3 separate regions of the Homo sapiens genome follow, and regions 1 and 3 are each linked to region 2. A link is a loop called in an ENCODE intact Hi-C map of the cell type or tissue named here. Cell type or tissue: B cell. All regions are shown on one strand.

The links. A loop is a pair of places that touch in the nucleus more often than their neighbours do. Peaks named below come from ENCODE experiments on the same cell type or tissue, not always from the same donor. Only the 100,000 strongest peaks of a DNase experiment are listed, where the experiment ranks them.
Region 1: a loop joins it to region 2, with 4 times the contacts of the local background. A loop is called at or near these places in 2 of 110 quality-filtered maps.
Region 3: a loop joins it to region 2, with 34 times the contacts of the local background. A loop is called at or near these places in 5 of 110 quality-filtered maps.

What each region holds. Positions count from the first base shown.
Region 1 is chr15:65,185,197-65,193,196 of GRCh38, forward strand. CLPX (caseinolytic mitochondrial matrix peptidase chaperone subunit X) reads right to left here and starts at 146. Exons shown (of 14, transcript NM_006660.5): 1 at 1-146. LOC124903509 (a long non-coding RNA gene) reads left to right here and starts at 3,799. Exons shown (of 2, transcript XR_007064683.1): 1 at 3,799-4,046; 2 at 4,261-4,551. RefSeq lists enhancers at 1-663, 6,875-7,169 and a silencer at 85-394. In B cell, a CTCF peak has its summit at 4,103 (motif pointing right); DNase peaks (open chromatin) are centred at 285 and 4,115; H3K4me3 peaks cover 978 bases; H3K27ac peaks cover 1,035 bases.
Region 2 is chr15:64,891,962-64,899,961 of GRCh38, forward strand. No RefSeq gene overlaps it. Among named protein-coding and RNA genes, the nearest start is that of ANKDD1A, 16 kb to the right of the region's middle. RefSeq lists enhancers at 1,473-1,582, 1,733-2,042, 2,837-3,435 and silencers at 2,583-2,632, 2,673-2,722. In B cell, a CTCF peak has its summit at 3,572; DNase peaks (open chromatin) are centred at 2,060, 2,920, 3,750, 3,900 and 1 weaker place; H3K4me3 peaks cover 3,620 bases; H3K27ac peaks cover 5,606 bases.
Region 3 is chr15:65,300,986-65,308,985 of GRCh38, forward strand. It overlaps RNU5B-1 (RNA, U5B small nuclear 1), which reads left to right and starts at 3,692; the gene lies at 3,692-3,808. RefSeq lists an enhancer at 206-721 and a silencer at 3,650-3,809. In B cell, a CTCF peak has its summit at 3,433; DNase peaks (open chromatin) are centred at 3,696 and 3,956; H3K4me3 peaks cover 1,719 bases; H3K27ac peaks cover 1,804 bases.

The DNA of each region.
Region 1 (8,000 bases), 290 kb after region 2:
GGGTCACAGCGGCGTGAATCCTGCCCGCAAGGCGCGCTGACTCGGTTCCGAACCCTTTCGCGGGCCCTAGACCCCGTGGAGAGTTCACCTGCCCGGCAGCCAGGCCTTCACGCTTCTCTGCCCCACAGCCGTCTATTCACCAGAGTAGACACCCAACCCCCCCCTCCCTTCCCCTCCTTCTCCTTCTACCCCCACCCCCAGCCTACTGGGCCCGGGGAGCTTGCGCGCGCCTGCGCCCTAGGCCCGGGGAGGGGGCGGAGGGCGTGGGCACGCGCCGTGTTTGCGAGCTGGTGAAGCTACGTGAGGCGAAGGCGAGGGGGTGGTGCCCTGGGCGCCAATGAGTTCCCTACGGCAAGCGTCTAGCCCCAACTGGGGCGACTACAGGTCCCGACGCTCAAGGTTGCCAAAAGCCCTTTTATCCTAAAGTTGAAAGGTTTTGCGATAGACGCGGAGAGATGCATGCCGGGACTTGTAGTCCCGAGTCGTCATAGTCGAGCTCTTCCGGTCACTTTTAGTGGGCGGCAGGGAAGGTCAAGGTGAGGCTGGTGGCTTAACCCTCCAGGGGGAAGTCTCTAAAGTGCCTTGGTAGGCGCTGGATGCTTCAGATTCACTAAATTTCTTCCCCCGGAATTCCACATCCTGTGTTCCTTATCTTCTCATTCTCCTTAGTTTCATCACTTGTAACATGGAGTTGGTATTGTCAGTTAGTTCCCTGAGCAGCAATTGTTAGTTGGTAACAGCTCCGTCTCCTTGTTCTTTCAGGCCTCGTGGTGATAAAGCTTCTAGCTGTTGCTAGTCCGTGGGTGCTTTAAAGTCTTGAGGGTTTTCTTTTCTTTCTTTCTTTTTTTTAATTTAGTAAAGATGAGGTCTCCCTATGTTGCCCAGGCTGGTCTCAAACTCCTGGGCTCAAGTGATCCTCTCGCCTCGCCCTCCCAAAGTGCTGGGATTACAGGCGTGAGCCACCGCACCCGGCCGTGATTAAGGATGGCACTGCATAGATAACCTCTGGTCAGGTTCCTATCAGGCCATCCTCTCAAGTTATGAATTCAAAAGCACAGAGCCGGCTGGGCGTGGTGGCTCACACCTGTAATCCCAGCACTTTGGGAGGCCGAGGCAGGTGGATCACGAGGTCAGGAGTTTGCGACCAGCCTGACCCACATGGTGAAACCCCATCTCTACTAAAAATACAAAAATTAGGTAGGTGTGGTGGCGTACTCCTGTAATCCCAGCTACTCAGGAGGCTGAGGTGGGAGAATTGCTTGAACCCAGGAGGCGAAGGTTGCAGTGAGCCGATATCGTGCCATTGCACTCCAGCCTGGGCGACAGAGCGAGACTCCGTCTCAAAAAAAAAAAAAAAAAACCCAGAGCCATCTGAGATTATCCCTGTGAGAAAATGGATCCTTCACCAGGAAAGTGATGGCAAATACTTGTGGTCACATCAGCCCTTCCACATCACACCTACTTTCAGCTGTTTTCTGACAGATTAATGACGCTTTAAAAAGAAAGTCAAGTGCAGTTTTCCAGCTCAAATAGTTTACACTGGAGGAGTTAACTCCTTGAGTTATTTACTTTTTGCGAACTACATAGCTGAAGGCACATAACTTTTTTTTTGAGACAGAGTCTCCATCTGTCACCCAGGCTGAAGTGCAGTGGCACCATCTCAGCTCACTGCAACCTCTGCCTCCTGGGTTCAAGTGATTCTCCTGCCTCAGCCTCCTGAGTAGCTGGGATTACAGGCATGCGTCACCATGCCCGGTTAATTTTTGTATTTTTAGTAGAGGCAGAGTTTCACTATGTTGGCCGTGTTAGTTTCAAACCCCTGACCTCAAGTGATCCGCCTGCCTCAGCCTCCCAAAGTGCTGGGATTACAGGCATGAGCCATTGCACCCAGTCAGGCACATAACTTTTTATGTCTTCATTTTATGTAAAACTTTTTCTTTTGTCTTTTTTTTTTTTTTTTTTTTGAGATGGAGTCTCACTCTGTGGCCAGGCTGGAGCGCAGTGGTGCGATCCTGGCTCACTGTAACCTCTGGCTCCTCGGTTCAAGCGATTCTCCTACCTCAGCCTCCTGAGTAGCTGGGACTACAGGCGCACACCACCACGCCCAGCTAGTTTTTGTATTTTTAGTAGAGACGGGGTTTCACCATGTTGGCCAGGATGGTTTTGATCTATTGACCTCATGATCCGCCTGCCTTGGCCTCCCAAAGTGTTGGGATTACAGGTGTGAGCCACCATGCAGGCCCTCTTTTTCTTTTATACTTGATTTTACCTCCCAGCATTATGAGTTGCTATAAGAAATATTTTAATAAATTAGAGTCCATGAGTCTTAACTCACTCAATATTAACCCTGATTTTTTTAGATGAGGAAACAGGCCTATTGAAAAGGCAGATACTTGACCAGGGTCACATAACAAGTGAAAAACAGAGAATAGAGCTGGAGTCTTCTGGCTTTAAAACTGTATTTCTCAAGCTTTTCTTTTTTAACCCAAGACTCTTTTCGATAAACATAAAAATCTCACTTCTCGGCCAGGCGCAGTTTCTCACGCCTGTAATCCCAGCACTTTGGGAGGCCAAGGCAGGTGGATCACCTGAGGTCAGGAGTTCCAGACTGGCCTGGCCAACATGGTGAAACCCCGTCTCTACTAAAAATACAAAAATTAGCCGGGTGTGGTGGCGCACGCCTGTGATCCCAGCTACTCGGGAGGCTAAGGCAGGAGAATCGCTTGAACCTGGGAGGCAGAGGTTGCAGTGAGCTGAGATCGTGACAATGCACTCCAGCCTGGGTGACAAAGCAAGTCTCCATCTCAACAACAACAACAAAAAATCTCGCTTCTCCTCTCCTCCACCAGAAATTCTGGCACATCTTCTCAGAGAGTCATCATTCTTTTGGGAATCTTTGTATCCTCTGAATAAAGACTTTTTTTTTCATGGCCAAACCCTGCTCCTTCATATCAGCAGACATTGATTATCCCTGGAAGGATATAAATATAAATATTGAGGAACTCAGTATTTTAAAAGATAAGGACCTGCATCTGTAGGTGGTGCGAACTCAAGATAATATTAACACATCGTATTGAACTTTATAACTTACAAAGGGTTTTCACATCCACTTTCTCATTTGATTATTACAACAACCAAATGATATATTGTTATTATCAGCATTCCAGTTTTGAAGCTGAGAAAATCAAGACACAGAGAGTTTAAGTGACTTGCCCAAGGTCACAGCAGAACCCAGACTTAAATCCAAATCACCATATGGGTTTCCATTACTTCTCTATATCTTATTCCAAAAGCTGATGAGATTTTAGGGGTCTGCAGAATCTCTACCCCCTACCCAGGAACATCTCACATCAAGGAATAAAAATCTGCCCTCCTATTAAGGAAGTGACCCACCATCTTTCCTTTACTTAAGAATTACTTTGGTTGTAGCCGGGCGCGGTGGCTCAGGCCTGTAGTCCCAGCACTTTGGAGGCTGAGGCTGGCGGATCACGAGGTCAGGAGTTCAAGACCAGCCTGGCCAACCTGGTGAACCCCGTCTCTAAAAATACAAAAATTAGCTGGGCACAGTGATGTGTGCCTGTAGTCCCAGCTACTCAGGAAGCTGAGGCAGGAAAATCGCTTGAACCTGGGAAGCGGAGGTTGCAGTGAGCCGAGATCATGCCACTGCACTCCAGCCTGGGCAGCAAAGTGAGACTCTGGCTCAAAAAAAAAAAAAAAAAAAGAATTACTTTGGTTGTTTGTTAAAATACATTAGGCCCCTCTCCTAAAGATTTTGACAAAATAGTCTGGAGGAGGGCTCAGGAATCTGTTTTTATTGCTGGATGCTAGAATCAGGAGATGCTAAGATTTATTTGCAGAAATGATATGTTTCCACTGTGCTGATAGAAGTCTGGACCTTTTTTTCTCAAGGTCTCTTTTAGGCTCCTTCCAACTGCTACTACTTTCTTCCTCAGGGAGTCACTGCCCAACCTTGGTATTGTAGGGTGACCAAGAGGACTACAGCGAGGCGCTCATCATTTTCCTGGGCCTGCCCTTGGGGGCTGGAGGTAACCTTAGATAGCATGAGATCCCCCTTGTCCTCAATTAGACTGCCTCTTGTTCCTCATCCTGATGTTCAGGGAGATGGTCAGCAGATGGTGCTAACTTACCACCCTTCCCTCTGAATCCTTTGGGGGCATTCTTAAAATTAATCCAGTGGAACTTTCAGTGTATCAAATCTTGAAGACAGTGCTAGGGAATTCTTGTTTGTATTTACTAAAGGGCACAGACGTCAGGAGTAGAAGGACTGGTGTGTGAATCCCAGCTGAGTTCCTTAACAGCCATGTGACCTCTGGTAAGTAAGTTAATTCCATAAGCCTGTTTTCCACTATAAATTGGGGTGCTCTTGACCTCCTAGAATTAATGTGAGGAATAAATGATCCCTTGGCACTTGCTATAGTGAGTAGGTGCTTACTAAGTAATAAAGATATTTTCCTGTGCAATGTTGTGAATTATGGATTTCCCTTTATGCCTTTAAAAATTCCTTTAAATAAAAAAATCAAAAAATATAAACAATGAGTTGCATACAAAATAAATAAAAAAATAAAAATAAAAAATTACTTTTTCGGTCATGCTTCTTAGCCAGCTAGTTGAGGATCTTACCCTATTCACAGTACTTTAGCATTGTGAGGAACTTGCTTGATTTCAAATGAAACACTTAAAAAGAGATGAAAGAGAGAATATGAACTCTTGGCTTATAAGTCCTTTCCAATTTCCAATTTCCAATTCATGTGCATTAACCATAATATTAGATAATAAAAGTGATTAACAATTATAATCACCCACTGGCTAGGGCCGGGCACAGTGGCTCATGCCTGTAATCCCAGCATTTTGGGAGGCCGAGGCGGGTGGATCACAAGGTCAGGAGATCGAGACCATCCTGGCTAACACGGTGAAACCCGTCTCTACTAAAAATACAAAAAATTAGCCAGTCATGGTGTCGGGCGCCTGTAGTCCCAGCCACTCTGGAGGCTGAGGCAGGAGAATGGCATGAACCTGGGAGGCGGAGCTTGCAGTGAGCCGAGATTGTACCACTGCACTCCAGCCTGGGTGACAGAGCAAGACTCCGTCTCAAAAACAAACAACCAAACAAAAAAAAAAAACAACCAATTATAATCATGTATTACCTGTAAGCAATTGTTAAATATACAGAAGCATCCACTGGCTATGTATGTAAAGTAGTACTCATGGGTAAATTAATCAATAACAAGGTTATGAAGAGAAAAGGCTTCTGAGCCATCAAAGTAGATATTACAAAGTTGGCATATCAAAGTTCATGTACTTTACTCATACCTAGGCTTTCAGAATTTCATTCTGTAAGTCTCTTTGCTCATTTTAAATACTAATTTGGTCATATGGATCCCCATTGCATGAGTCAGTAAATTAGAAAGGGGGAATAGGTGCTAGAACCACAGCCAAAGTGTTGTCTAATAGCCTGACAAAAAAGGAAACACAAAAACAGATGTGTGAACTCAACAAGAAGGGTATATAGTCTGGCATCATTTGGGATTAGATAAAATTTTTTATATATCATATCAGCCCTGGTTGCTATTTTATTAGTATTATACTTCCACAATAATGGTATTCATAATACATCAAGAAAAGATTGAATTATGTTATTTCTGTTTTTATAAAAGTAGACTAAATACTTTTATATTTCTACCCCAAAACAATCAAAAGTTTAAAAGTTTTGGAGGCCTGGTGCAGTAGCTCATTTTTGTAATCCCAGCACTTTGAGAGGCCAGGGCAGAAGGATCGCTTGAATCCAGGAGTTTGAAAACAGCCTGGGCAAAACAGTGAGACTCAGTCTCTACAAAAAATAAAATTTAGCCTGGTGTGGTGGCTCATGCCTGTAGTCCTAGCTCCTTGGGAGGCCAAGGTGGGAGGATTGCTTGAACCTGGGAGATCAAGGCTGCAGTGAGCTGTGATAGTGCTATTGCACTCCAGCCTGGGGAACAAAAACGCTGTCTCAAAAAAAAAAAAAAGTCTTAAATAAAGAGGAAAAGTTTGAATTTTCTGGAAAACTGCTTCTGTAAAACAACTCAATTTCCTATTGTGCTACAGAAATGAAACATCACCTTGTTAAATCTACAAAATTTTCAATCTCTTCCATTTCTAGCAGTGTGGGATACAGCAAATTCTTTTTTTTTGATGAGGGGACAGGGTCTCACTCTGTTGCCCAGACTGGAATACAGTAGCATAATCACAGCTCACTGCAGCCTCTACCTCCCAGGCTCAAGCGCTCCTCCCATCTCAGCCTCCCGAGTAGCTGGGACTACAGGTGTGTGCCACCATGCCTGGCTAATTTTTGTATTTTTTAAGAGATAGGGTTTCACCATGTTGCCCAGGATGGTCTGGAACTCCTGGGCTCAAGTGATCTACCTGCCTCAGCCTCCTAAAGTGCTAGGATTACAGGCATGAACCGCCACACCCAGCCAGCAAAGCCTTTTTTTTTTTTTTTTTTTTGAGACGGAGTCTTGCTCTGTCGCCCAGGCTGGAGTGCAGTGGCACAATCTTGCCTCACTGCAACCTCCGCCTCCTGGGTTCACGCCATTCTCCTGTCTCAGCCTCCTGAGTAGCTGGGACTACAGGCGTCCGCCACCACGCCTGGCTAATTTTTTGTATTTTTAATAGAGACGGGGTTTCACCATGTTAGCCAGGATGGTCTCGATCTCCTGACCTGGTGATCCACCCTCCTCGGCCCCCCAAAGTGCTGGGATTACAGGCGTGAGCCACAGGCGCCTGGCCAATTTTTGTATTTTTAGCCATGTTGGCCAGGCTGGTCTTGAACTCCTGACCTCAGGTGATCTGCTAGCCTCCGCCTCCCAAAGTGCTGGAATTGTAGGTGAGAGCGACCGCCCAAGGCCTTAGGACTGCCCTTTATATGCCACACCCCCACCATGGACACAGTTGACTGGACTAGAGGCAAACTGCAGCTGGGCCAACCAGATTGTCTCTCCAGGGAATTTGATTGGATAGCAGGATTGCCCTGTATTTCCCACCCCTGCCATGGCCACGGTTGATTGGACTAGAGGTGGAGCCCCAATTCAAACTGGGCCAATCAAATTCGGTCTTCAAGACAGGGCTATTCATTGACTTGAGATATAAATAGGGTGGCCACCTTCTTCTGTGAGCCCAGAGGAACAGAGAAAGCATATCTGCAAGCAGAACCAAGGGTTCCTGCAGAGAGGAAAGACCACACAGTGAGAGGGAGAGACTGCAACAGAGACAGGGGCTAAGAAGAGAGAGAAATTGGCCGGGTGCGGTGGCTCACGCCTGTAATCCCAGCACTTTGGGAGGCCGAGGCGGACGGATCACGAGGTCAGGAGATAGAGACCATTCTGGCTAACACGGTGAAACCCTGTCTCTACTAAAAATACAAAAAATTAGCCAGGCGTGGTGGCACCCGCCTGTAATCCCAGCTACTCGGGAGGGTGAGGCAGGAGAATCGGTTGAACGTGGGAGGTGGAGGATGCAGTGAGCCGAGATCGCACGACTGCACTCCAGCCTGGGCAACAGAGAGAGACTCCGTATCAAAAAACAAAAAACAAAACAAAACAAAACAAAAATAGCCTGGCATGGTGGCGGGCGCCTTTAATCTCGGCTACTCAGGAGGCTGAGGCAGGAGAATTGCTTGAACCCGGGGGGCGGAGGTTGCAGTGAGCCGAGATCGCGCCATTGCACTCCAGTCTGGGCAACAAGAGCACAGCTCCGTCTCAAAAAACAAAAACAAACAAACAAAAAAAAATAGAAATAAAGTCAGAGAGACAGTCTGAAAAACAGAGCATTGTAGGCCAGACGCGGTGGCTTACGCCTGTAATCCCAGCACTTTGGGAGGCCGCGGCGGGTGGATCACGAGGTCAGGACATCGAGACCATCCTGGCTAACACGGTGAAACTCTGCCTCTACTAAAAATACACACAAAAAAAGTTAGCCGGGCGTGGTGGCGGGCGCCTGTAGTC
Region 2 (8,000 bases):
AATGTGGAGTGGACGACATGCCTGGTGTCTCCCTCTGGAGAGTGCACTCTGGATACTAATCTGAGTCTCCAAAAAGGAGAAAGGGTTAGGGATCATTTGGTCTCACCTTCCCTCCTGCTTTTACAGAAAGGGAACCAGAGAGGTATAGTGACTTGTTTATGTCATGCAGTGACTTGACAGCACAGTGGGACATGAACTTGGAGTCTTGGATGTGCAGTCCTGATCTTGCTCCCAGCACTGCTCAGGGAAGACATTCTTCCTGCTCTGCCTTCCCACCTCTCCTCCCAGGCTCCTGTGATCCCCACAGGGAGAGCTAGAGCTTCTATAAAAACTGCTGTAATTGATTCTTAACAGGAAGTGAGGGCTTTTTCACTTTGAGTTGACAACCACAGCAGCTACACACACACACACACACACACACACACACACACACACAAACACACACACAAACACAGACATACAGTTAAGGTTTAAATATCTGTCCCCTCTGAAACTCATGTTGAAACTTATTCCCCAATGTGGCAGTAGTGAAAAGTGGGATCTTCAAGAGGTGATTGGGCCATGAGGACTCTGCCCTCATGAATAGATTAATTCATTCATGGATTAATGGATTAATGGGTTCATGGATTAATGGGTTATCACGGGAATTGGACTGTTGGCTTTATAATAAGAGGAAGAGAGATCTGAGCTAACATGCTCAACCCCATCACCATGTGATGCCCTTCAGGGCCTCAGGACTCCGCAGAGTCCCCACCACCAAGAAGGACCTCACAAGGTGCAGCCCTTCAACCTTGGACTTCTCATTCTCCAGCACTGCAAGAAAGAATTCCTTTTCTTTATAAATTACCCAGTTTCAGGTACTCTGTTACAAATAACAGAAAACCGACTAAGACACACACACCCCAAGTTTGTACACAACCATGTGCACACACACAGTCACTTGCCCATACTCCTACGCATTCAGGCACCCAGCTGGGAACACAGCGTGCCTTTCTTTCTAGTGCCACAAGATACCCATTTATAGGCTTCCAGCTTGTGCCCTCTGACCTGCCTTACATTTTGATAGTAGAGGGTGGATTTGAGGGGGAAGAGCAGAGACCACAAGACCAGGCAGGGTTTCCTCAGTGGCTGCACTGCAGGGATTCAATGGGCAGCAAAGGCCCCCACACCCCAGGCTGGGCCTCATGGCTGAGACTCATCAGTCTTGGGCCTGGAGGGGCTGCTCTCAGTCTAACAGGCCTGACTGACAGGGAAACCACCAATTTGTCATTGGGTTCCAATCCCGAGTAGCTGGGATTACAGGCGTGCGCCATGACGCCTGGCTAATTTGTTTTGTATTTTTAGTACAGATGGGGTTTCACCATATTCGCCAGGCTGGTCTCAAACTCCTGACCTCAGGTGATCTGCCCGCCTTGGTCTCCCAAAGTCCTGGGATTACAGCCGTTAGCCACCTCACCCGGCCAGACAAATGTTTGTTGCATGAATGTCTTGCCCCTCACATCTGTGTTCCGTCCAGCCTTCCTCGCCTCTCCTTTTTCTTGGTGCCCTGGCTGTGGCCACAGTACTTTCCTAGGAGGAGGCCTATGCAGGCGCGTAAGGAACTCGGTGAAGGAGTCAGGGCCCCCAACTCGGCTCTCGCGAGCTTGCTGTGTGACCTCAGGCCAGTCACCTCCCCTCTTCTGGCCTGGGTTTCCACACCTGCACAATGGGAACAGCAACCTCAGCTGCCTGCCGTCTCTGACGTGAGGGCCAAATAAGAAAAGGTGAGAAGCTGGTCGCAAAGCGGTAAAAAAAGCCTTCAGCGCCGAAGCCGGGGAGGAAGCCGCTGATGAAGCTATTGCTGAGAAGTGTGAAGCCCCCACCCGAGGATCCGCTTTTGAAGAGGGACCCGGGGAACGCGTAGGGGGAAACTGCCTTCCTCTTCCCTCAGTGGAAAGGGCTGTGCTCATGTCACTGTGAAACGAAGCTATTTTTATGTAGTACAACTGCGATTATGACAGGGCCTCTTCCTGAAGGGGAAGGGTGGGGAGGAGACCTGAGTCATCAGTGGGGCGGCCGGCCCCACAGGCTGACACAGGCAGCTTGTGGAAACCAGGCCCCCCGCCCTGCCTTCCGCAGGTAGAGGCCCCAGAGAGGGGAAGGGGCCGACCACCTGCTCCCGAGCCATTCTCGGGCTCGGCCAGCCATTGGGCTGGGAACCTGTCAATCCTGGTTGATCTTCCAATGAGCTGTGAACTGGTCTTCCGGGAGGACTTACAGGAGGCTGGAAACGGGGCCTGGCGCGCGCTTCCCTCTCAGTGCGAGGCTGACTGGTTGGACTCGCCGGGCTCTACTGTGGGCCCCACGCTATGTTTAGACGCCCGACGTGTCCCATTTTATTGAACTCGTCCTGCCCCCCAAGTAGGGACGATTTACCTCCATTTTCTAGATAAGGCACTGGGGGCTCCGCGAGGGGATGTGGCGGACTGGAGCCCAGCTGCACTCCTGACGGGACTGAATGCGGGGCTGAGGGAGGCAACAGGAAGAATGAGTATTTTCTTTACTGGAAGGGCAGGGAAAGGTTTCTCTCAGAAGGTGACATTTGAGCTGGGCCCTAAACAATGAGCAGGATTTAGCTGTCTTGAGGAGGGGGAGAGGGAAGGGCATGTGACCCGGAAAGGATGCAGCCTGGGCAAAGGCAGGGAGGTGTGCATGGCTTGTTTGGGGGTGTCGAGCAGGTCGGGGGGGCTGGGTGGGGAGTGGCCGCGGGGCGTAGGTAGGGGAGGGCCTGGCATGACAGGCTAAGGGGTGTAGGCTCCTTGGGGTTCCTTCAGCGCTGTGCAAGCCCTGAGCATCCTCCCAGAGGTGTGGCCCTGCAGAGAGAGGGGAGGGAGCCCACTGGGGGAGGCGAGCTGAAGGAGTGGCCTGTCAGGTGGGTTTCCTGCCCTGGAGCCTGAGCTCAGGCAGTGGCTGCCGTGCCCCGCCGCCGCCCTCTTCTGCCGCCTCCTCCACGCCAGCACTTTTGCATGCAGTACTCCCTTCAGTCGTCACAGCCACCTGCAAGGTGAATATTACCACCTTTATTTCATAGGGGAGGTAACAGGTTTAGAGAGGTTAGAGGAGCCGCCCCAGGTCACACAGCCCCTCTTGATATTCTTCAACAAAAGAATCCTCTCTGACCCCTGCTCTCAGTCAACGGAACAACCAACAACCTCCTTCCTTCAGAGAAATAGGGACCCTGAGGCTGCAACCCAACTGTAATCATCTGCCTCCAGGCACCCTCTGCACAGACTCAGCTGTTAAATATAGATGGCCGCTTAGAGATCCTTTTGTTCTCTTTACATATTACAGATGGGGAAACTGAGGCCTAGTGAGGAAGAGACTTGCTTGGGGCCCCACAAATGGACCTAGATTGGCGAGCCTCTTTTGAGCCAGAGTCTCACTGGGGTTCTAGCCCAGCTGGGAAGTTGAGCAAAGAGGGATAAGTGGGTTACAGCTCAAGGACTGGGGGTGCCTTGGGGCTTCTAGGAGATGAGAGCCGAAAGGCATTCAGCCCTTTAACCCCACTCCAGAGCTTCAGACTGTTCCTTCTCAAGACACTTTACTGCCATCTGTCTGAAAAGTGTGCTAATAAATATGCAAATTTTGGTGACTTGAGAGGACTGGTGTCCTCTTGAGTTGTACAGGGCACAATTTGCAGATTTGTGAGTGATCACCAAGCCCCGAAGATGCAGCGAGGTCTCTGGCAACTCCCTTTCTCAGTCCCTTCTCTATTCCTCTCTTCTTCTTTGTCCCTCTCAGACTGGGACTGGGGGTGGGGGCAGGGGGGGGATTTCCTACTAGGGTGGGAGGAAGAAGGGTGAAGGAAGTAGGGTAGGAGGAGGGGAAGTGTGGAGGACAACAGAGGGAAAGGGTAGAACTTATTTCTGCTGTCAGAAACCGAAACCAAAAGTCCTGGCAGGAGTTAATGTGAGAGGGAGGTCTGTAGCAAGAGGCTGAGGAGCAAAGCCTTCACATCTGAGGACAGCAGCCCTGTCAGAGACACCCTGGCTGCAACCTCGGTGTCACTTAGACCAGGGCTTGCCTCTCATGCTGACAAGAAGCATGCAAAGGCAGTCTGTTTTCTCTGGGGATACCAAAGGCCCCTCCAGACCTTACAGTGCCCAGCACTGGTGTTAGGATCACTGCTGGAAAGGGGAGGGGGCACTAACTCAAGTCACCATGTCATCTAATAGCCCAAGAGTGGGTGACCCTTTGTCTTGTCTGGTATTAGTCTGTGTGGACCTGCATACACCCATGAGGCTGAGGCTGGGGGCAGCCGGCATCTGTGTGTCTAGCATAATGGGGATCCTCTTTCCCCAAGTCAAGCTTAGGACGTGTGGTATAACATAGATTTTTGTGATCCACCTGGCTGTGAGAGGTCATTTAGGTGCCACAATAATGGATTCTTTGGGGCACTTCATACTCTATTATAACAATAGGAGAAAATGTTTGCAACTTGGACTTGTCTTTTAAAATTCAGATTGTGTGGCCACTATTTCTTGTGAACTTTGTGATTCAACGAGCCAATTGTGTACTGGGAACCCAGATGGTGCCCCTCCCTTGAGGCTTGCTGGGTCCTCTGTGTAGGGATAGACTCTGTTCCGGGCGCCGTGGCTCCCAGTTCCAGACTGGCAGCCCTTTGAGCGGCTGAAACTTTAATTCATCTTTGTATCTCCCATGATGATAGGAACCTCCTGTCTCCTCAGGGGTTCTCAGAGTGTGAGTTTCTGGCTTCTCCATTCATCCCTCTGAGGCTGACATATCTGTGCTGGCTTCACAGAGGCAGAGAAGAATGGGGAGCATGCAGGGGAGGTGGACTGATGGATCAGGGCACAGGGGAACCTGGCTCCACCATTTCCCAGCCCTGAGGCCTTGGACAAGTTACATTTCTGAGTCTCAGTTTCTTCATCTGTAAATGGGGATGATTTAAATAGTTGACTTTTACTGAGCATGTTCTCTGGGTCAGGCACTGCGTTAAGCATATTGCAGGCAGACTTATTCAGAAAGCATTTATGAGGGCCTCCAATGTGTAAGGAACACCACAGTGTCAGAAGGAGAGGCTTGAAGAAGATAGGTGACTGGCCAAGGTCACATGCAGGTGAAGGAGTGGCAGAACTTGTACCCCAGAGCCCACTCTTATAACGAGCCCTCTGTATTGGATGGCCCCAGCAGACCCGAGAGGACAGGCCAGTGGAGAGCTCAGCATGGAGTCAGGTGGGGGAGACTCCTCTGTTCTCAGTGGAGGCCAGGCCCAGCTGTCCTGGAAGGAGCTAGAAGCCTGAATTCAGGTTGTGGAGCAGTGAGAGTCCAGCCCCACACAGGATGCCATGGGAGGAGGCCCTTCAAACCGGGATTCTGAAAGAACACATCCAATAGAAGGGGCAAGGGCTGCTGAGGGCCCTGAGGAGGGGGCGTGGGCTACCCATGAGCAGGCCCTTCACTCGTGGCCTCAGCTGCCCCTGCAGAAGGCTGGAGCCTGAGAGGAAGCCAGCCAAGTGAGCGGTGGAGGAGGAAGCTGGTCACATTCAGTTCTGGCTGACTCACGGGATCTGGGCTGAAGGACATATGTCTGGGAGTGCCCCAGAAAATATCTCACTGATATGGGAGATTTACTGGACTGCCTTTGGGGATTAGGCGTAGCCTCCCTTCCCTGCACCCCAGGGAGTGAATCCACTTCCCCACCCCTACCAGTGACCTCAGGCAGATGGCCCCAGGTAGAGAAAGCTGTGATTTGGTCAAGGACTCCTCTTGGCAGAGGCTGGCAGACCTCTAGGCCAGCCAGAGGAGATGGGCCTGCAGTGCACAGCCCCAAGGACTGGACACGTGTACACACAGCACCCAGAGGGACAGGATGTGAGGGCCAGGCTGGGCAGATGCAGGGAAGCCTTGAAGCCACCCTTGCTCTTCTCCTCTACACCCCAAGTCCTCAGTCAACCCTGTTGGCTCCAGCTCCACAGTACAAGCCTCTTCTGGTTCCTTTCCCACTGTCTTTTGAGCCTCCCCTTTACCAGCCTCCCTGCTTCTACCCTTGACCCAGAGTCTGTTCTCAACACTGCAGCCAGAGTGATAGTGTTAAAGATCACATCACTTCTGGGTTCATTCCAGTGGGCCGTCATCCACCCCAACTTCACCAAGAGCAAATGCCAAGCCCCCACCTCCCAAAACATACCTCTTAGATACTATTTCCTACTCCTCTCCCCATTCCTCACTCTGCAACAGCCACTCTGGCTTTCTTGCTTTTTTTCAAATAGCCCAGGCACAGCCTCCCACCCCAGGCCTTTGTACTGTCAGTTCCCTGTGCCCTGAACACTCTTTTCTTAGACATCGGCATGGCATACCACCTTACTGCCTTCCAGCCTGCTCAAATATCACTGTATTTCTCAGCATTCAAATTAGCATTATTTCAGGACTATTTTCAAAGGTGTGGACAGGCTGTAAGGAAACCCTAAGGGAGAGTGCAGTGCCCAGGTTCAGTAGCATGGGGCATTTTTGCTACTCCCAGGCCTGGCAGAAGGGCGAGGAGGAGGGAAAGACATGGCTGGTGGAAGGAAGGACAGAATTGTGGGAGAGGGCCACCTGACCAGAGCTGTGACCTGCAAGGAGGGAGCCAGGGGGATAAAAACCTCCCCCGCCTGTCTAAGCTCTCCTGCGAGGCTCATTGGCTGAATCCAGCCAGAGCCAGGACACAGTCCTTCAGGTCAGCCTTTTCTGGGGATCTGGAGGGCAAATGGAAGTTCCCTAGCACGGTTGCTTTCTTGGGAAATGTGACTGCTCCCCACCCCCAACTCCCAAGTCCTCTTACCTTGCCCTGTTTTTTCCCCATGGCACTTTTCTTCTAACATATTTACATATTATGATTATTTTTATTGTCTGTTAGCTCCAGGAGGGTAAGAATTTCAGTCTCTGTTATTTTTTGTTGTACCCCAAGTATCTAGAACACTGACTGGCACATTGTTGACAATAATTGTTGAATAAACAAATGCCTACTCAATCTCTCTGGGCATTTTGGGGAAAGCCTTTGGTGCCCAACTGGGCCCCTGCCTGGGGAAGGAGTGGGTTGATGCTGCAGACTGGGGTTCCAGGATTGGAGAGAAGCCAGCAGAGCCCCAGCTGGGAAGGAAGGAGAGCCTGCAGGGCTCTGCCCACAGCAGCCGCCCATTCCTGTGGCTCCCACAGCAGATCCCTGCCACTCTCCAAGGCTGTGACTTTGAGACTGGTAGGATTTTCCTTGGCAAATGCATCACTCTGCTCGGTCTCTCCAACAAGGCACCACTATGTGAAATCTCCTACCTCATGAATTAGCTCTTTGAAGGCACATCTGGTGCCTTTCCTGGGCCTCTAAGGAATGTTTTCTTCAAGGAGTTCTGGACTCACCCTGCAATGGAAAGTCCAGGAGTTGTAGGCTTGGGGGCTGTGTTCTGAGCCTCCCTGACAAGGCCTTGGATTCCTAGGTACATGGCATTGTGGGGCTTGTCTGACCCCAGGGCTGTCCTTGGTTCATTCTTGGGCTCCTTCCCTCAAAGGTGCCCAGGAATGCTGGGGACTTCCTGAGATGGCACCATCATCCCCTCACTAAGACTTGATGTCCTATGGGAGTGAAGACTCAAAACAACACAAAGCCCAGCCTTGTACTCCAGTTGTAAGGTTGTGCATTTTCTTAAATGGATCTATAAACTGAAAGTGATTTAAATCAAAACAATAGGATTTGAGGAGGGTGCCTTGGAAAATAATATTAATCTGGAAAAATAAACATTTGAGACTAGCAGGAAAATTCTGAAAAACAACAGGAACACACTACATAAAATCCAGAGTCTCGGCCGGGCACAGTGGCTCACGCCTGTAATCCCAGCACTTTGGGAGGCTGAGGTGGGTGGATCACGAGGTCAGCAGATTGAGACCATCCTGGCTAACACGGTGAAACCCCATCTCTACTAAAAATACAAAAAATTAGCCAGGCACGGTGGCGGGTGCCTGTAGTC
Region 3 (8,000 bases), 410 kb after region 2:
GGAACCCAGCTGGCTTCGTCCAGTGGATCCTCCACTGGGGCCGCAGGTGGAGCTGCCTGCCAGTCCTGAGCCGTGTGCCGGCACTCCTCAGCCCTTGGGCGGTCCATGGGACTGGGCGCGGTGGAACAGGGGGCGGCACTTGTCCGTGGAGGCTCCGGCCGCGCAGAAGCCCATGGCGGGTGGGCAGGGTAGGCTCAGGCATTGCAGGCTGCAGGTCCCGAGCCCTGCCCTGCAGGGAGGCAGCTAAGGCCCGGCAAGAAATCCAGCACAGCGCCGGTGGGCCGGCACTGCTGGGGGACCTGGCGCATCCTCCGCAGCTGCTGGCCCAGGTGCTAAGCCCCTTACTGTCTGGGGTCGGCGGAGCCGGCCGGCCGGCCGCTCGGACTGCGGGCCGCCAAGGCCACGCCCACCCGGAACTCTAGCTGGCCCGCAAGCCCCGTGCGCAGCCCCGGTTCCTGCGGTGTCTCTCCCTCCACACCTCCCCGCAGGCTGAGGGAGCCGGCTCCGGCCTCGGCCATCCCAGGAAGGGGCTCCCACAGTGCAGCGGCGGGCTGAAGGGCTCCTCAAGCGCGGCCAGAGTGGGCGCTGAGGCCAAGGAGGCACCGAGAGCGAGCGAGGGCTACGAGGGCTGCCAGCGCGCTGTCACCTCTCACCAACACTTTCAGAGGCAGGGGTGGGAGAATCCCCTGAGCCCACGAATTCGAGACCAGCATGGGCAACATGTCTGTCAACATAGGGAGACCCCCATCTCTACAAAAAATTAAAAAATAAAATTAGCCCAATGTGGTGGCTTGCAGACTATAGTCCCAGATACTCGGGTGACTGAGGCAGGAGGTGCTTAATCCCAGCAGTTTGAGGCTGCAGTGAGCTATGATTGCAGCCCTGCACTCCAGCCTGGGTGACAGAACGTGTATCAAAACAAAAACAAATAGGAATGGCTACAGTAACCTTCCAGCAGTCAAGAAGATGACCTTCAGCCAGTACCCCTATAGCAACCTCTGCAAGGGCTTGGGGGCCTTGCTCTCAGAACAGGGCTTTCATCTTACGAACAAGTTCCTGACCTACTTCCCCGGGAGGAGCACTGAGGATGGCCGCAAGCGAGTATTTCTGCGAGATCGCCCCCCGCCCCCCCACTGACCCCTCGATGTTCCCCACGTGGCCCGTAAAGAGTGAGCAGCAGTGTGTGAAGTGGAGCACCAGCACGCCCCCACCCGACCCGCGCCCCGCCAGGGAGGCCTGGGCTACAGCCAGCTGGGTGACGACCACGTGAAGGAGACTGGCTTCCACTTCACCATCACGAACCAGGGCGCCTCGGTTGCGGGCCCGGCTTCAGCCTCAAGTTCTGGCAAGGTCAGAGCCGACTCCAAGTCATGGGGAGGATTCAGCCCGGACCACGGGGCAGCTGCTACGGCTGAGCTGCCTTGAGTCTCAGAACTCCTCATCTTTATTTTGTGTTCCACATTTTGTTTTTGTATTTTGGTTTGTAAATTTGTAGAATTAAATCACATTTTCCTTGTTGTGGGAAGGAAAAACCAAGCAAACAAACAAACAAAACCAGATGAATGTTTGCTCACCAATGAGCCACACCAAAAGAAGCCGGTACAAAAGGCCACATGTTGTATGCTTCCTTTTATATGAAATGTCTGGAATGGGCCTATCAGAGACAGAAAGTAGATTAGTAGTTGCCAGAGGCTGGGTGAATGAGCAGGTGGGAAGTAACTTCTAATGGGTACTGTTTCATTTTTCGGAGTGGCAAAAACATTCTAACTGGGCTCGGTGGCTCACCTGTAATCTCAGCACTTTGGGAGGCCAAGGCGGGGAGATCACTTGAGGTTAGGAGTTCAAGACCAGCCTGGCCAACATGGTGAATCCCTGTCTCTACTAAAAATACAAAAATTATCTGGGCATGGTGGCAGGCGCCTACAGTCCCAGCTACTTGGGAGGCTGAGGCGGGAGAATCTCTTGAACCTGGAAGACGGAGGTTGCAGTAAGCCGAGATTGCGCCACTGCACTCCAGCCTGGGGAGCAGAGCAAGACTCCGTCTCAAAAAAAAAGAAAAACAATAACAGACCCAAAACAAAAAATTCTAAAATTATATTGTGGGGATGATTCTACAACTGTGAATATACTAAAAACCATTGAATTGTATACTCTATTTATTTATTTTGAGACGGAGTCTCGCTCTGTCGCTCAGGCTGGAGTGCAGTCGCACAATCTCAGCTCACTGCAAGCTCCGCCTCCCGAGTTCACGCCATTCTCCTGCCTCAGCCTCCCAAGTAGCTGGGACTGCAGGCGCCCGCCACCACGCCCGGCTAATTGTTTTGTATTTTTAGTAGAGACGGGGTTTCACTGTGTTAGCCAGGATGGTCTCGATCTCCTGACCTGGTGATCCGCCCACCTCGGCCTCCCAAAGTGCTGGGATTACAGGAGTGAGCCACCGCGCCCGGCCGAATGGTATACTTTAAATGGATGGATCGCTTGGCTTTTAAATTATATCCAGTAAATCTATTTTTTAAATGTATTAGACAAATTTAAATTACATGCATGTCAAATATGATTGACTTGCTAGCAAAGGAGCAGCAAAGTGAAAAAAAGTGTTGGTTTAGAGAAGGTGTGAAAGTCGGGAAATGAAATGTTTACACCATCGGCTGTAAAAGTCTTAGTGCTGGCTGGGCGAGGTGGCTCAGGCCTGTAATCCCAATTCTTTGGGAGGCCGAGATGGGAGGATTGCTTGTGGCCCGTAATTCCAGACCAGCCTGCACTGCTTTCCTTTCACTGGTTGCCGAGTGAGCACATTCCTTAGAAAGGAATTCCCTGTAGGCTGGTGAGAGCCGACAGTGTAGCTCCGAGGGGGAGAGGGCAGCACTATGTTTTTAAATTATTATTTTTTGTAGAGATGGCAGGTCTGGAACTCTGGGCGTCAGGCGATCCTCCCGCCTAGAATAAGGAGACACGAGGTCTGAAACTGGAATAGCAAGATTGCATCCCCAACAGCAGATTCCGGTCGGGCAGGAAACCTGAAACAGAGCGCTCAAGTTCCAATTTTAAACAGGACATTGCCGGGAATTCTCAAATGGCATGCAAAATTCAGTATATCCCCGGAGTGCACGGTTAAAAATAACATCAGAACGCCCCTGCGCCCACCACACAGTTTAAGAAAACGGAAATTGTCAAACTTTTTAAACCCCTGTGCGCCCTTCCCCAAGTCACATCTCTCGCTCCTCACCGAAGGGAGGAACCACTATTCTGAATTCTGTGTTAATCATTGACTTGCCAATTTTTTCTCTTTCAATTTAATAGCAGTCTTTATTTAAAAGAAATCAAACTCAGACGTACAAATACACAAAACAGATAAAACCCGAGTCTCTGACCAGGAAAGCGTTATTTTCCAGCCAGCCAGTCTTCGGCTTCGCCCCCTAACGGTGACATAAGGCACTCTGTGAAATGCTCTGTTCCGGAATCAAAAGATTGATCCGATTATTTGCATACCCATAATGCACTGCTCACAGTACAAATTTAAAAAGGCAAAATCAAACATTTTTATTCTAAGCATATTCTGTGAAAGTTAGACTTTTGTTTAAACAATACTCTTAAAATTTTTTTCTAGGTATAGAACCTTGGCATTCACTAGTCACCATCACTATACTAGGAGTTTCTGTTACCCGAGAAACGAGTTATGAAATTAACAAGCATACTCTGGTTTCTCTTCAGATCGTATAAATCTTTCGCCTTTTACTAAAGATTTCCGTGGAGAGGAACAACTCTGAGTCTTAAGCTAATTTTTTGAGGCCTTGTTCCGACAAGGCTATATAAAGCTGTTAAAAAATCAGATTGACTTCATTTAGGGTGTTTCTTACAGATATCGTTTAAGTTTTCGGTTCTGCTTGTAAACGCTTCAATCGCTCATGCGTTTAAACTTTGTGTAAGTGCAAGCGTTCTTTTTCTAGTGAAGCTTCTTCCAACAAGTTAGAAGTATTTACTTCAGTGTCATTAATGTGAAAGATTCTTAAAAGTGTTCTGGCTGGGCGCGGTGGCTTATGCCGGTAATCCCACTGCATTGGGTAAACCAAGGTGAGCGGATCACTTGAGGTCAGGAGTTCGAGACCAGCCTGGGCCAACGTGGTGAAACCCACGTTGTACATTGTTTTCTTAGTCTTCTGAATCCTGTGTATATTTTGCATTTAGCGCATCTCAATTAGGACTAGCTGCATTTCAAGCGCTCAATCGGCACACATGGACAATGACTAATAATTGCCCTGTGCACCTCTGCTAGGTGTAAAACGTTTGAACAGAGCACAGTGTGTAGATCCGTTCTCCCTTCCTGTAGGTTTTGGGGTTTTGCCAGATTTTGGCCATTGGAACTCCTTGAACCTGTGCAAGGTTATATTTCCTTAAAGTGTGGAATGGAATGGCTGGCTGGGTCTTAGGGCAGGTAGGTACCTGCATAATAATTTTTTCCCAAATTATGTACTTATTTGCATTTTCACAAATGGCCTATTATATTCCCATTGCTTCTCACCCTTACTGGCCTTGAAATGCTCAGAAGTTGCCGGGCGTGATGGCTCACCCCTGTAATCCCAGCACTTTAGGAGGCCAAGGCAGGCGGATCACCTGAGGTCAGGAGTTCGAGACCAGCCTGCCCAAGATGGCAAAACCCCGTCTTTACTAAAAATATAAAAAATTAGCCGGGCGTGGTGGTGCCTATAATCCCAGCTACTCGGGAGGCTGAGGCAGAAGAATCGCTTGAACCTGGGAGGCAGAGGTTGCAATGAGCTGAGATCGTGCCACTGCACTCCAGCCCGGGCAACAAGAGTGAAGCTCCATCTCAAAAAAAAAAAAAAAAAGTAAAAAAAAAGAAATGCTCAGAAGTTAATCTTTGTCCATCTGGTAGTTATGAAATTGTAACTTTTAGTGGTTTTTAAATGTTACTTTAGTTTTTGAGACAGGGTCTGGCTTTATCACACAGGCTGGAGTGCAGCGGCATGATATCCTCTCACTGCAGCCTCAACTTCCTGATCCAAGTGATCCCACCTCAGTCTCCCAAGCAGCTGGGACTGCAGGCGTGCACCACCACACTGGCTGATTTTTAAAAATTTTTATTTTGTTTTTATGCTTTTTGTAGAGACAGGATTTCTCCATGTTGCCCAGGGTGAGCTGCTCTGGATCTTCTGAGCTCAAGTTATCCTCCCACCTCGACCTCCCAAAATGCTGGGATTGCAGGTGTGTGCCATTGTGCCTGGCTTTTTTTTTTTTTTTTTCCTTTACAAATGTCTAATCTTCCAGCATTATAGTAATTTTAATGTACATCTCCCTAATTACTAATGAGGTTGAACATCTTTTCAAAGATTTTTTGGCCATTCATAGTTTCTCCTGTAAAATGCCTGTTTGTGCCTTTTGCCCATTTTTTTCTTAGATGGCGAATCTTTTTCTTAGTGGGTATAGTAGTTTTTTGCACAGCTTCTAGACTTCAGAGACTTTAAATAGTAATTCTTTGTTGGTTATATGGTGCAATTACCTTCTCCCAGTTTACAGCTTCTCTTTTTGCTCTTATAGAGTCTCTTGGTGACTGGTTTTAATGTCAGATTGATTTGTTTTTTTTCTTCATTCTCATTTGTACTTTTGTGTGTTTTGTTTAATAAACAACTCACCACCTCAAATTATTAAATAAATTCTGTATCTTTTTAAGTGATGTCTTTCATATTAAGTCCTTGATTCCTCTGGAATTGAATTTTTATGTATAGTGTGAAGTGTGAATCTGGTGTTATTTTTCCCCTGGAAATGATTGGCAATTGTCCAGCACTGTGTATTGACTTGGTACCTCCTTTCCCTAGGGATATGCAGTGACATGTGTCCATGGGTCTGTTTGTCTAAACTTGAGCCAATATTGCACATCCTAATTACTATGAGTTTATAATAAGACTTAAAATCTGGTGGGTGTCATCTCTCTACTTTGTTTTCTTTTTAATAGTAACTTGGCTAAACTTTCTTCTTCCAAAAATGTTTAGAATTGTCTTGTCAATTTCCATGAAAATCCCTATTGCGTCTGAATTAAATCTATAGATTGATTAGGGAGAATTGAATCTTTATCTTATTAATGGACATGATTTGTCTCTCCATATGTTTAGGTCTTCATTTTTTTTTATTCTTTATTTTTTTGAGACAGTCTCACTCTGTCGCCCAGGCTGGAGTGCAGTGGTGCGATCTCGGTTCACTGCAACCTCTGCCTCCCAGGTTCAAGCGATTCTCCTGCCTCAACCTCCCAAGTAGCTGGGATTACAGGTGCCTGCCACCACGCCTAGCTAATTTTTGTATTTTTAGTAGAAACGCGGTTTCACCATGTTGGCCAGGATGGTATCGAACTCCTGACCTCGTGATTTGCCTGTCTCGGGCTCCCAAAATGCTGGGATTACAGGCGTGAGCCACCGTGCCCAGGTCTTCATTATCTTTCAGTAAAGTGTTATAATTTTTCTACTAAAAATCTCACACTTTTTATTAATTTCTAAAATAATATCTCCTAACTGTACACTGCGGTTTTATAGAAATTCAGTGAACCTGTATGGGATCTTACATCTGGCAACCTTACTTGATTTATTAACTTTAATCTATGTGTAGATTATTTTCAGTTTTCTACCTATATAATCTCATTATCTGGGGATTTTTTTCAATTTTTCCTTTCTAATATTTATAATTATTTTTATTTATTTATTTATTTTTGAGAAGGAGTCTTGCTCTGTCATCCAGGCTGCAGTGCAATGATGCAATCTTGGCTCACACAACCTCCGCCTCCCAGGTTCAAGTGATTCTCGTGCCTCAGCCTCTGGAGTAGCTGGGATTACAGGTGCACCCCATCATGACCAACTAATTTTTGTATTTAAGTAGAGCTGGGGTTTCACCATGTTGGCCAGGCTGGTCTCGAACTCCTGACCTCAAGTGATCTGCCCACTTCAGCCTCCCAAAGTGTTGGGATTACAGGCGTGAGCCACTGCGCACGGCCTCAATTCAGTTTTGGATGTAGGACTTTTCCTTTTTTTTCTTGAGACAGGGTCTCCCTCTATCAACCAGGCTGGAGTATAGTGGTATAATCATGGCTGACTGCAGCTTCTACCTATCAGGCTCAAGTGATCCTCCTACTTCAGCTTCCTGAGTAGCTGGGACTACGGGCATGCACCACCACGCCCAGCTATTTGAATTGTTTTGTAGAGACAGTCTCACCATGTTGCCCAGGTTAGTCTCAAACTCCTGGATTCAAGCGATCCCACTGACTCAGCCTCCCAAAGTGCTGGCATTACAGGCGTGAGCCATCGTGCCCCACCCGGACTTTTCTTTCACATGTGAAACTGAGCCAGGAGTGGTGGCTGTAAACCCAGCTACTTAGGGGACCAAATTGGGAGGATCACTTGAGGCTGGGAGTTCGAGACCAGCCTAGGTGAAATAGTGAGACCCTGTCTCTAAAAGAATAATTTTAAAAAATGGTAAAATTGGCCAGGTGCAATGGCTCATGCCTATAATCCCAATACTTTGGGAGGCCAAGGCACATGGATTGCTTGTGGTCAGGAGTTTGAGACCAGCCTAGCTAACATGGTGAAACCCTGTCTCTACTAAAATACAAAAATTAGCTGGGCATGATGGTGTGTGCCTGTAATCCCAGCTACTCAGGAGGCTGAGGTGGGAGAATTGCTTGAACCTGGGAGGTGGAAGTTGCAGTGAGCCAAGATTCTGCCACTCTACTCTAGCCTGAGTGACAGAGGGAGACTCTCTCTCAAAAAGAAAAAGAAAAAAGTAGTTCGAGACCAGCTTGACCAACATGGTAAAACCCCATCTCTACTAAAAATACAAAAATTAGCTGGGTGTGGTGGTGGGCGCCTGTAGTCCAAACTATTTGGGAGGCGGAGGCAGGACAATCGCTCGAACCCAGGATGCAGAGGTTGCAGTGAGCTGAGATCACACCACTGCACACCAACCTGGGTAACAGAGTGAGGCTCTGTCTCAAAAATAAGTAA